2 separate regions of the Homo sapiens genome follow, and region 2 is linked to region 1. Evidence: chromatin contacts called from ENCODE Hi-C or POLR2A ChIA-PET data. All regions are on one chromosome and are shown on one strand. The core of a region is the stretch at or near the end of the contact, and the rest is flanking DNA. Distances in the headings are between cores, read along the strand shown. Region 1 has its middle 3.4 kb from the start of C19orf84. Region 2 holds the start of LINC01872 (long intergenic non-protein coding RNA 1872).

Region 1 (4,347 bases), core at 662-3,161:
CAATGGCGCGATCTCAGCTCACTGCAACCTCCGCCTCTTGGGTTCAAGTGATTATCCTGCCTCAGCCTCCCCAGTAGCTGATTTTTAGTAGAGACGGGGTTTCACCATGTTGGTGAGGCTGGTCTCGAACTCCTGACCTCGTGATCCACCCACCTTGGCCTTCCAAAGTGCTGGGATTACAGGCGTGAGCCACCGCGCCTGGCCCAGCAGTTCCAGTTTTAGCACAGATTTGCTTATGTATTAGTTCAAATCTTAATAGAGATTCAAAAACGACTTCTTTTTTTTTTTTTACCAATTTGTTAAATTAGTTTTCGTTGGGCTAGCATGGATTCATAACCACCATTTTATACTAGTATCACCAGTGAGGAATTGTATTTCAAGGATCAAACAATAACCAGCAAATAAACTTTTTTCTACAAAAAAAAAAAAAAAAAAAGCATAGATGCCCACGTGCCATGGGGCTTAATGAGAACAAGCTCCATGCCGAGCCCTTTACGTACACTGCCATGTTCGAATGTCATAGCAACTCTGAGACAAGTGTTCTTGGCCAGCTCCCGAGTGAAACTGAAGCTCAGAGAGGCTAAGCAAATTACCCAAGGTGACTCAGCTTTTCAGGGGCAGAGCAGTATGTGACATCAGTCAAGCATGTCAGTTGGACTCCACGCCCATGATCTCAACACCTTCCTGTACTTCCTCTCATTGTGGCAATGAACAGCTAGGGCTTAGGCCGGGCGCTGTGGTTCACGCCTGTAATCCCAGCAATTTGGGAGGCCAAGGCGGGTGGATCACTTGAGGTCAGGAGTTTGAGACCAGCCTGGCCAACGTGGTGAAACCCCGTCTCTACTGAAAATACAATAATTAGCCAGTCCTGGTGGCAGGCACCTGTAATCCCAGCTACTCGGGAGGCTGAGGCAGGAGGCTCGCTTGAACTCGGGAGGCGGAGGTTGCAGTGAGCCGAGATCGCATCACTGCACTCCAGCCTGGGCGACAGAGCGAGACTCAGTTTCAAAAAAAAAAAAACACACAACAACAAAGGTGACACCCGAACCTTGACGCCTCGACAATAACAACAACAAAGGTGATCCCCGAACCTTGACACCTCGACAGGGCTGAGAGGGGAGAAGCTGGGTGAGGGCCTCTAAATCTGGGGAGATTTCAAGGAAGGGAGGCAAAGATGACCTCCTGGACCTAAAAGAGGAGAAAGGACATGAGGGTAGGAGAGGCACTGAGAGGCCCCCCTTGCCCTTGGAAGGGTCCCAAGTAGATGGGGTGGAATGAATGGGAAAGAGCAGGGACCCCAGAATCTCCAGGGACGGAAGGGGGTTCGGGGAGGAGGGGGATTTTAGGAAATCTGTAAGCCCCTACGAAATGGGGAGACCCCGAAGGTCGAATCTTGGAACTTTGAAGGTCTAAAGCCGGTAGGGATAGGGAGTGGAGAGTGAAAGGAAGGGTCTGGTTCTAAGCGGTGGATGGGGCAATGGGGCTCCCCAGTGGGCCAAGGAGATGCCGAGAGGGATTCTCCCCTCAACAACCCAGTCCCCTCTCTCCCTCCAAGCTCCGCTCAGCATCTCCAGGCCTGGGCCGGGTCTCCCGGATGCTACCGGAACCTACCCGCACATGCGCAGACAAAAGCCTCAGCAAAAATGCCTGAAGGCGCAGAAAGGCGCTCGCCAACCAGAGGGAGAAGGCGAGGCGCGCGGGGTCCGCAGGGTGGGGATTCAAAAGCGGCGCGAGTTCTCTGGCCAATCAGAGCCGAGAATAGTGGCTCGCGACGCTTAACAAGTGGGCGGGACTCTAACCAATCGCCGCTGCGTTCCCCTACAAATCGGAAGTCTCGCTTCCCCTTAAGCAGAAGTTGGTTGGCCAGTTTTCAGAACTAGCCTGTCAATTTTGGAAGCTGAGTAAAGGGCATTTCCTTAGCGACACAAGGTCCCGCCTCCAGTCTCCTAGCGCCGCAGGGGCACGGGGGACGGGACAGAAAAAGCCTTAAAGGGCGAGGTACGTGGTAAGCGGTCAGACCCTGGTTTCCAAATGGCGTCAGATCCTGATCTTAGTAATAGGAGAAGCAATAAAAGAACAAGCTAGAACAATCCCATGACGCTAGACTTGAGCAGTGAGCGCCATCTGCCTCTGGGATTTAAAGTAACCGAATGGATAGACCCAGACTTGAAATCTGAAGATCTGGGTTCTCATCAGTCTCCAGGAAAGAAAAGCAAGCCAGATCTCTTGGCAAAAATCTTATTCCGGCCACTCAGTGCCACTAACATCGTCCAGCATAGGGCGATCCTGTTGCCTGGGACTTCTCCTCCTTAAAATGCAATGTTGTGGGCCAGGCACGGGGGCCTATCCCAGTAATCCCAGCACTCAAGGTAGGAGGATTACGTGGGGCCAGGAGTTCGAGACCAGCCTGGCCAACATGGGGAAACCCCATCTCTACTAAAAATACAAAAATTAGCTGGACATGGACATGGTGGCACATGCCTGTAATCCCAGCTACTTGGGAGGCTGAGCCAGGAGAATCGCTCGAACCCAGGAGGCGGAGGTTGCAGTGGGCGGAGATCGTGCCATTGCACTCCAGCCTGGGCGACAGAACAAGACTGTCTTAAATAAATAAATAAATAAATAAATAAATAAATAAATAAATAAAAATTTTAAAATACCCTGTAATCCTAGCACTTTGGAAGGCCGAGGTGGGAAGATTGCTTGAGGCCAGGAGTTTAACACCAACTGGCCAACATAGAGAGACCTCTTCTCTATTAAAATAAATACATAATTTTTTAAAATGTGGATTAAATTAGTTCATATTATTCATTAAAATAGATCTCCAGTCTTGCCAACATAGTAAAGCCCCATCTTTACTAAAAATACAAAAATTAGCGGGGCGTGGTGGCAGGCGCCTGTAATCCCAGCTACTCAGGGGGCTGAGGCAGGAGAATCGCTTGAACCCGGGAGGTGGAGGTTGCAGTGCACTGAGATAGCACCACTGCACTCCAGCCTAGGTGACAGAGGGAGACCCTGTCTCAAAAAAAAAAAAAAGACCTTCATTTTACAAAATAATTTAGAACTCCCCCAACTCTCAAGGTTGTGAAAAACAAGGAAAGACTTAGAGAGTGCTGCAGATTAGAGAAGACTAACGAGAGAGGATGACTAAATCCAATGTGGTAGTCCAGATTGGATCCAGGACCAGAAACAAAGGACATTAGTGTAAAAACTGGTAAAATCCAAATAAAGCCTGCAGTTTACCTAATAGTCCTGTCAGTTTCTTAGTTGTGACTAATGTACCATGTACATTACATGACAATGTAAGATGGCAACATTAGGGGAACTCCTGTCTGGAGTAAATGAGAACTCTCTGTATTATCTTTGTAACTTTTCTCTAAGTATAAAAGTATTCCAGGCCAAGCATGGTGGCTCATGACTGTAATCTCTTGGTACTTTGGGAGGCCAAAACAGGAGGATCTCTTGAACCCAGGAGTTTGAGACCAGCCTGGACAACATTCTGAGACCCTGTCTCTACAAAATAAGGCACCCCGTGTGGTAGTGTGTGCCTGTGGTCCCAGCTACTTGGGAGGCTGAGGTAGGAGGATGGTTTGGGCCCAGGAGGTTGAGGCTGCAGTGAGCCATGATCACACCACTGCACTCCAGCCTGGGTGACAGAGGGGGACCCTGTCTCAAAAAAAACACACGCAAAAAGTATTGCAACATAAAGCATTTATTTAAAAATATAAATACCTATGCCACTCCTCTTAGCTGATTATTTTCCAGTCCCTGAATCACTACATTTGTTTTACTTTCAGAAGCTGTTCCCTCCCCAGGAATATTCAACTTCCAGTCTTCCAGTACCTTCCCATAACAGCCTTTTCTAACCATCTTATCTACTTAATTTTTTATTCTTTTTTTTTTTTTTTTTTTTTGAGATGAAGTTTCACTCTGTAGCCCAGACTAGAGTGCAATGGTGCCATCTCAGCTCACTGCAGCCTCCGCCTCCTGGGCTCAAGTGATTCTCCTGCCTCAGCCTCCCAAGTAGCTGGGACTACAGGCATGCCCCACCATGCCTGGCTAATTTTTGTATTTTTATTTATTTATTTATTTATTTTATTTATTTTTGAGACAGGGTCTCACTCTGTTGCCCAGGCTGGAGTGCAGCGGCACGATCTCAGCTCACTGCAACCTCTGCCTCCCAGGTTCAAGCGATTCTCCTGCCTCAGCCTCTCGAATAGCTGGGATTACAGGTGCCTGCCACCACGCCCAGCTAATTTTTGTATTTTTAGTACAGATGGGGTTTCACCATCTTGGCCAGGCTGGTCTCAAACTCTTGACCTCAAGTGATCCGTCCACCTCGGCCTC
Region 2 (4,347 bases), core at 1,042-3,541, 120 kb after region 1:
GAGGTTGCAGCGAGCCGAGATTGCACCACTGCACTCCAGTCTGGGTGACACAGTGAGACTTGGTCTCAAAACAAACAACAAAAAAGCTGCTAAAGTTGTGGTAATTCTTTTTTTTTTTTTTGAGACGGAGTCTCGCTCTGTCGCCCAGGCTGGAGTGCAGTGGCGGGATCTCGGCTCACTGCAAGCTCCGCCTCCCGGGTTCACGCCATTCTCCTGCCTCAGCCTCCCAAGTAGCTGGGACTACAGGCGCCCGCCACTACGCCCGGCTAATTTTTTGTATTTTTAGTAGAGACGGGGTTTCACCGTTTTTAGCCGGGATGGTCTCGATCTCCTGACCTCGTGATCCGCCCGCCTCGGCCTCCCAAAGTGCTGGGATTACAGGCGTGAGCCACCGCGCCCGGCCAAGTTGTGGTAATTCTTATGAAAGCAACAGGAAACCCATACAACTTGGATGTGAAGCCAGTTCAAAGGAAGGGTTCTAGATTCTTCTGTGAGTGGACGGCCAGCAGTCCAAAGGCTTGGTCTTTGCCTCCCATTTTCTAGGTTTTTCTGGGCCAGGCCCTTCCCTCACTAGGGAACTGCTTCCTCATTTAAGATAGTCTAGAGTTTGCAAATTAGTGGCTTTGTGAGGTAGTTAAAATGCAGGGGGTTTTATTTAGCCTGCATTAAGAAAACTGCATACAGACTTTCTTTCATTAGTTGCAATGTTTAAAAATCAGGATCCTCACATAAAAGTCTGAACTCCCAGCTACTTTTTAATAAATTAGATCTGACAACACATGGCAGATATTAACTTTCCCCTTTAATATTGGACAATTGTTCTCCAGTCCATTGCTGCCCCTGCTCTCCCTGCTGCACTCACCTGGGAGGGGCATATAACACAGTGGTTAAGACCGTGTGCTGAGTCAGCCTGCCTGAGTTTAAGTCTGGCGCCACCATTTGCCAGCTGTGTGACTGTGGGCAAATTACTTCCCCTCTCTGGGTTTCCCGTTTCCTCACTTATAACATGTAGATTTTAACAGGATTCATCTGACAGAATTGTTGGGAGCATTAAATGATTAAATGAATGAATGCATGTAAAACCCTCAGAACAGAGGCCAGCACAAAATAAGTGCTAGGCAACTGTTTATCATTCACATCACCTGCCTGGTTCCCTCAGCATTTAATTTGTGACCGCTCTTGACTCATCTCTTTTCTCAGTGATGTTTTGATTCAAGAACCAGCCCTCTGCTTTTCCATTCTGATCGCTGCCTCTCTTAAAAAAACGACTCCCTCCTTACATCAAGATGCTACTCAGGCTTCCAGATAACAAATCCTATCTCTGCATCATAACCCACTTTTGCTTTTTTTTCACTATCAAAATCCTTCCTCCTCCTCCTTTAATTTACAACCTCGAATCAAAGGTTGGGAAGAGCTCTGGGCTGGTTCCAACTGGGGCTTTGCCAGTAACTCGTTGGATAGCTCTGGGCAAGTTCTGTCCCCTTTCTGCTTCCCCCTCTTTTTCCTCCTCGGTAGAATGGGAGGGTTACTGCAGACTATGTAAGGGTCCTTCAGATTCAAAAACTCTGATCTCTCACATCTGTAATCCCAGCACTTTGGGAGGCTGAGGTGGGAGGATCGCTTGAGCCCAGAAGTTTGAGACCAGCCTGGGCAACACAGCGACACCCTGTCTCTACAAAACAATTTAAAAAATTAGCCCGGCATTGTGGGTGCAGCTACTCTGGAAGCTGAGGTGGGAGGACTGCTTGAGCCTGGGAGGTCGAGGCTGCAGTGAGCTGAGATTGTGCCACTGAACTCCAGCCTGGGTGACAGAGCAAGACACTGTCTCAAATTAAATAGATGAATAAAATAATGAAATAAAAATAAAATTCTGATCTCTTTCCAGTCTCACTTCCTTCTCCAGGCCCTGGTGTGTGCGTGAGTTTTCTTCACAGGTGATCTCTTTTCCCTCCCCCTAAATTATCACTTCTTTTTCCATATTTACCTCCCAGTCTCAGGGTCCAAGGAGCTCCAGCCTGGTCCTTCCTCAGCACTATTTCCTTAAAAACCGAATGTCCTCCTGAATTTTTGCATCAAGCGGGTTTGTTTGACTTCCTATTACTGTTTTCAATGACTCCGGATGCGCCCGATGAACTGACTGACACGTGGAATAACCGTGTACACAAACACGGAGTGCCTCACGGGGAAGTGACTAAGGCAGAGGAAGGCTAACGGATTCGCTGAACTGGGAGTCCCCTGAGGCCTCGCCAACCTCCTTGCACGGGGATACCAATCCCTTGAAGCCCCGCCCCGCAAGCTCGCGCGGGTTTGTCCAGAGCCAATCAGGGCCTGACCCTTCTCGCGGGAGCTGCTGGGATGCGCAGCCGCATAAGAGAGCGCGCGGGTCTCCAGAGCCTGAGCTAGTCAGAAGCAACAGTTGCTACTGCGTCCCCCGGACATTGGGAGAATCGTTTTCCTTGGGCAGCTGGTTCCAGACCCCCACCAGTCCTCTAGACTCCAGGCCAATCAGTTGCTAAGGGACGTTCCTCTCTCAACCTGGTATGTGCGGGAAGTCAAGGCATTAACTAAGGCACAAAATGACTAGTGCTGGACCCCAGGGCTGGTCAGAAGGCACCCTGTGTACTCATTGTTTCCTGTCCTGCACGCGAGGCCCCTATCACCGAGAAAACAAGACACACGATGAAGCCCAGCCTCTCTATTCCCATTCCCAAACCCATCTCTGACCTATCTCCAACCCGATCCCTATCCTCTCTCCTATTCCTTTTCTACATTTTTTTCTCTTCTTTCCCAACACTGGCACTCTCCCTCTCCCCAGCCTTGTCTGCCTCTCCCTCCCAAACAGAGGATGTATCTTTAGTAGAAGCAAACACCAAACCTGTTACATAGAGGCTTCTATCCTCAACTCAAAACCTCTGCTGCCCAGGATTCTCACACAGCTCCACTGGATGTGATTCTCAAACAATCTGCACTTTCCAGAATTACAAAGCATAAGAGGAAATAACCCTCCATAAGTGAGGACAAAACCTAAACTTCCCACTAGAGCCCTGGAAGGCCTGCAAGTTCTGGCCCTTCAGGAGCTCATCCCTCAGTCAATTCCAGTCACAGCGGCCTGCTCTGGGCTCCTGAACTCACCAAACTGTTCTCATGTCAGAGCTTAGGATCTACTGCTCCCTCTGTCTAGCCAGCTCCTAATAATCCTATAGGTCTCAAGGCAAGTGTCACTTTCTCTGAGAGGCCTTCTCTGACTCTGTAATCCAACCTAGCTTCCTTTCCTGTGCTTTCTCATAGTATTCTGTCCTGTTTTCTTTCTAGCACTTATCAACATTTTAAGCTATAAATTCGTCTGCATTTCTTCATCGTCTGTCTATGTAGACCATGACTCCACGGAGGCAGGGTGAGTGTCTTACTTCTTCCCCTCATTATCTGGCACATGGTGGCACATCTGATATTTCTGTGAAATGTGAACTGCCTGTGAGAGGTGCTTATACATGTGGGGGCTAACGTAAACGTCCACCCTGAGTATAAGATGACCATCTAGCTGGTGCTACAGGATCACTGTATTTACCCACAAATATTGCCCCAGGGAAGAGATGACCCTCTTTCCACCTACTGAAAACTACTAGCATCTGGCCAGGCACGGTGGCTCACTCCTGTAATCCCAGTACTTTGGGCGGCCGGGGTAGGTGGATCACCTGAGGTCAGGAGTTTGAGACCAGCCTGGCCAACATGGTGAAACCCTGTCTCTACTAAAACTATAAAAAATTAGCTGGGTGTGATGGTGTGTGCCTGTAATCCCAGCTACTCGGGAGGCTGAGGCAGGAGAATCACTTGAACCCGGGAGGCAGAGGTTGCAGTGAGCCGAGATTGCACCATTGTACTCCAGCTTGGGCAACAAGAGCAAAACTCCATCTCAAAAAAAAAAAAAATCTACTAGCATCTGGCTAGAAAGGAGGTTGTCATCCATTCTGAGAGGAACAATACATAGTTGTGGTTCATTCTAATGCCAGAATCCCTTTCCCATTCCTTGCATGCCTGCCTTTCAATCTGGCCAAGAACTATTGCGATAACCTCCTAACTAGCATCTTTACCTCCAGCCTTACCCATTCTAAATATATCATATGTGGGGTCAGGGTACGGAAATGATTTTTCTGTCTATATCTGGTCACTCTACTTGCTTGCTTCAAACCTTAAAACAGCTTATAATTAATTAAATCATTTGACAAACATTCTTGAGATCTTATTGTATTTTAGGCATCATTCTGGGTGCTGGTGATAAAAGTAGAAAACAAGGCAGACAAAGTCCCTGTTCTCTTGGAACTTACATTCTAAGGGAGTCAGGATAAGGTC

What was found. Hi-C counts contacts between places; a loop is a spot of excess contacts on that map. ChIA-PET counts read pairs that join two places held with the same protein, here RNA polymerase II (POLR2A).
Region 2: POLR2A ChIA-PET joins it to region 1 with 21 read pairs in activated CD4-positive, alpha-beta memory T cell. The contact joins the promoter of LINC01872 here to the enhancer-like site in region 1. A Hi-C loop is called at or near these places in 1 of 168 maps with a recorded cell type or tissue (breast epithelium). POLR2A ChIA-PET finds 5 or more read pairs at or near these places in 1 of 52 experiments (activated CD4-positive, alpha-beta memory T cell).

The regions. Positions count from the first base shown.
Region 1 is chr19:51,391,860-51,396,206 of GRCh38, reverse strand. No RefSeq gene overlaps it. Among named protein-coding and RNA genes, the nearest start is that of C19orf84, 3.4 kb to the right of the region's middle. RefSeq lists enhancers at 484-693, 1,749-2,345 and silencers at 1,634-1,773, 1,784-1,843. Within about 2 kb of position 1,911, at least 32 of the 41 ENCODE cell types and tissues checked have a DNase peak (open chromatin) inside an H3K27ac peak, as active enhancers do; they include breast epithelium, where a contact is called at or near this core.
Region 2 is chr19:51,269,210-51,273,556 of GRCh38, reverse strand. It overlaps LINC01872 (long intergenic non-protein coding RNA 1872), which reads right to left and starts at 2,291. Exons shown (of 3, transcript NR_136526.1): 1 at 1,985-2,291. It overlaps LOC107985327 (a long non-coding RNA gene), which reads left to right and starts at 2,390. Exons shown (of 4, transcript XR_007067309.1): 1 at 2,390-2,538; 2 at 3,313-3,394. It overlaps SIGLECL1 (SIGLEC family like 1), which reads right to left. Exons shown (of 6, transcript NM_001385465.1): 6 at 4,227-4,347.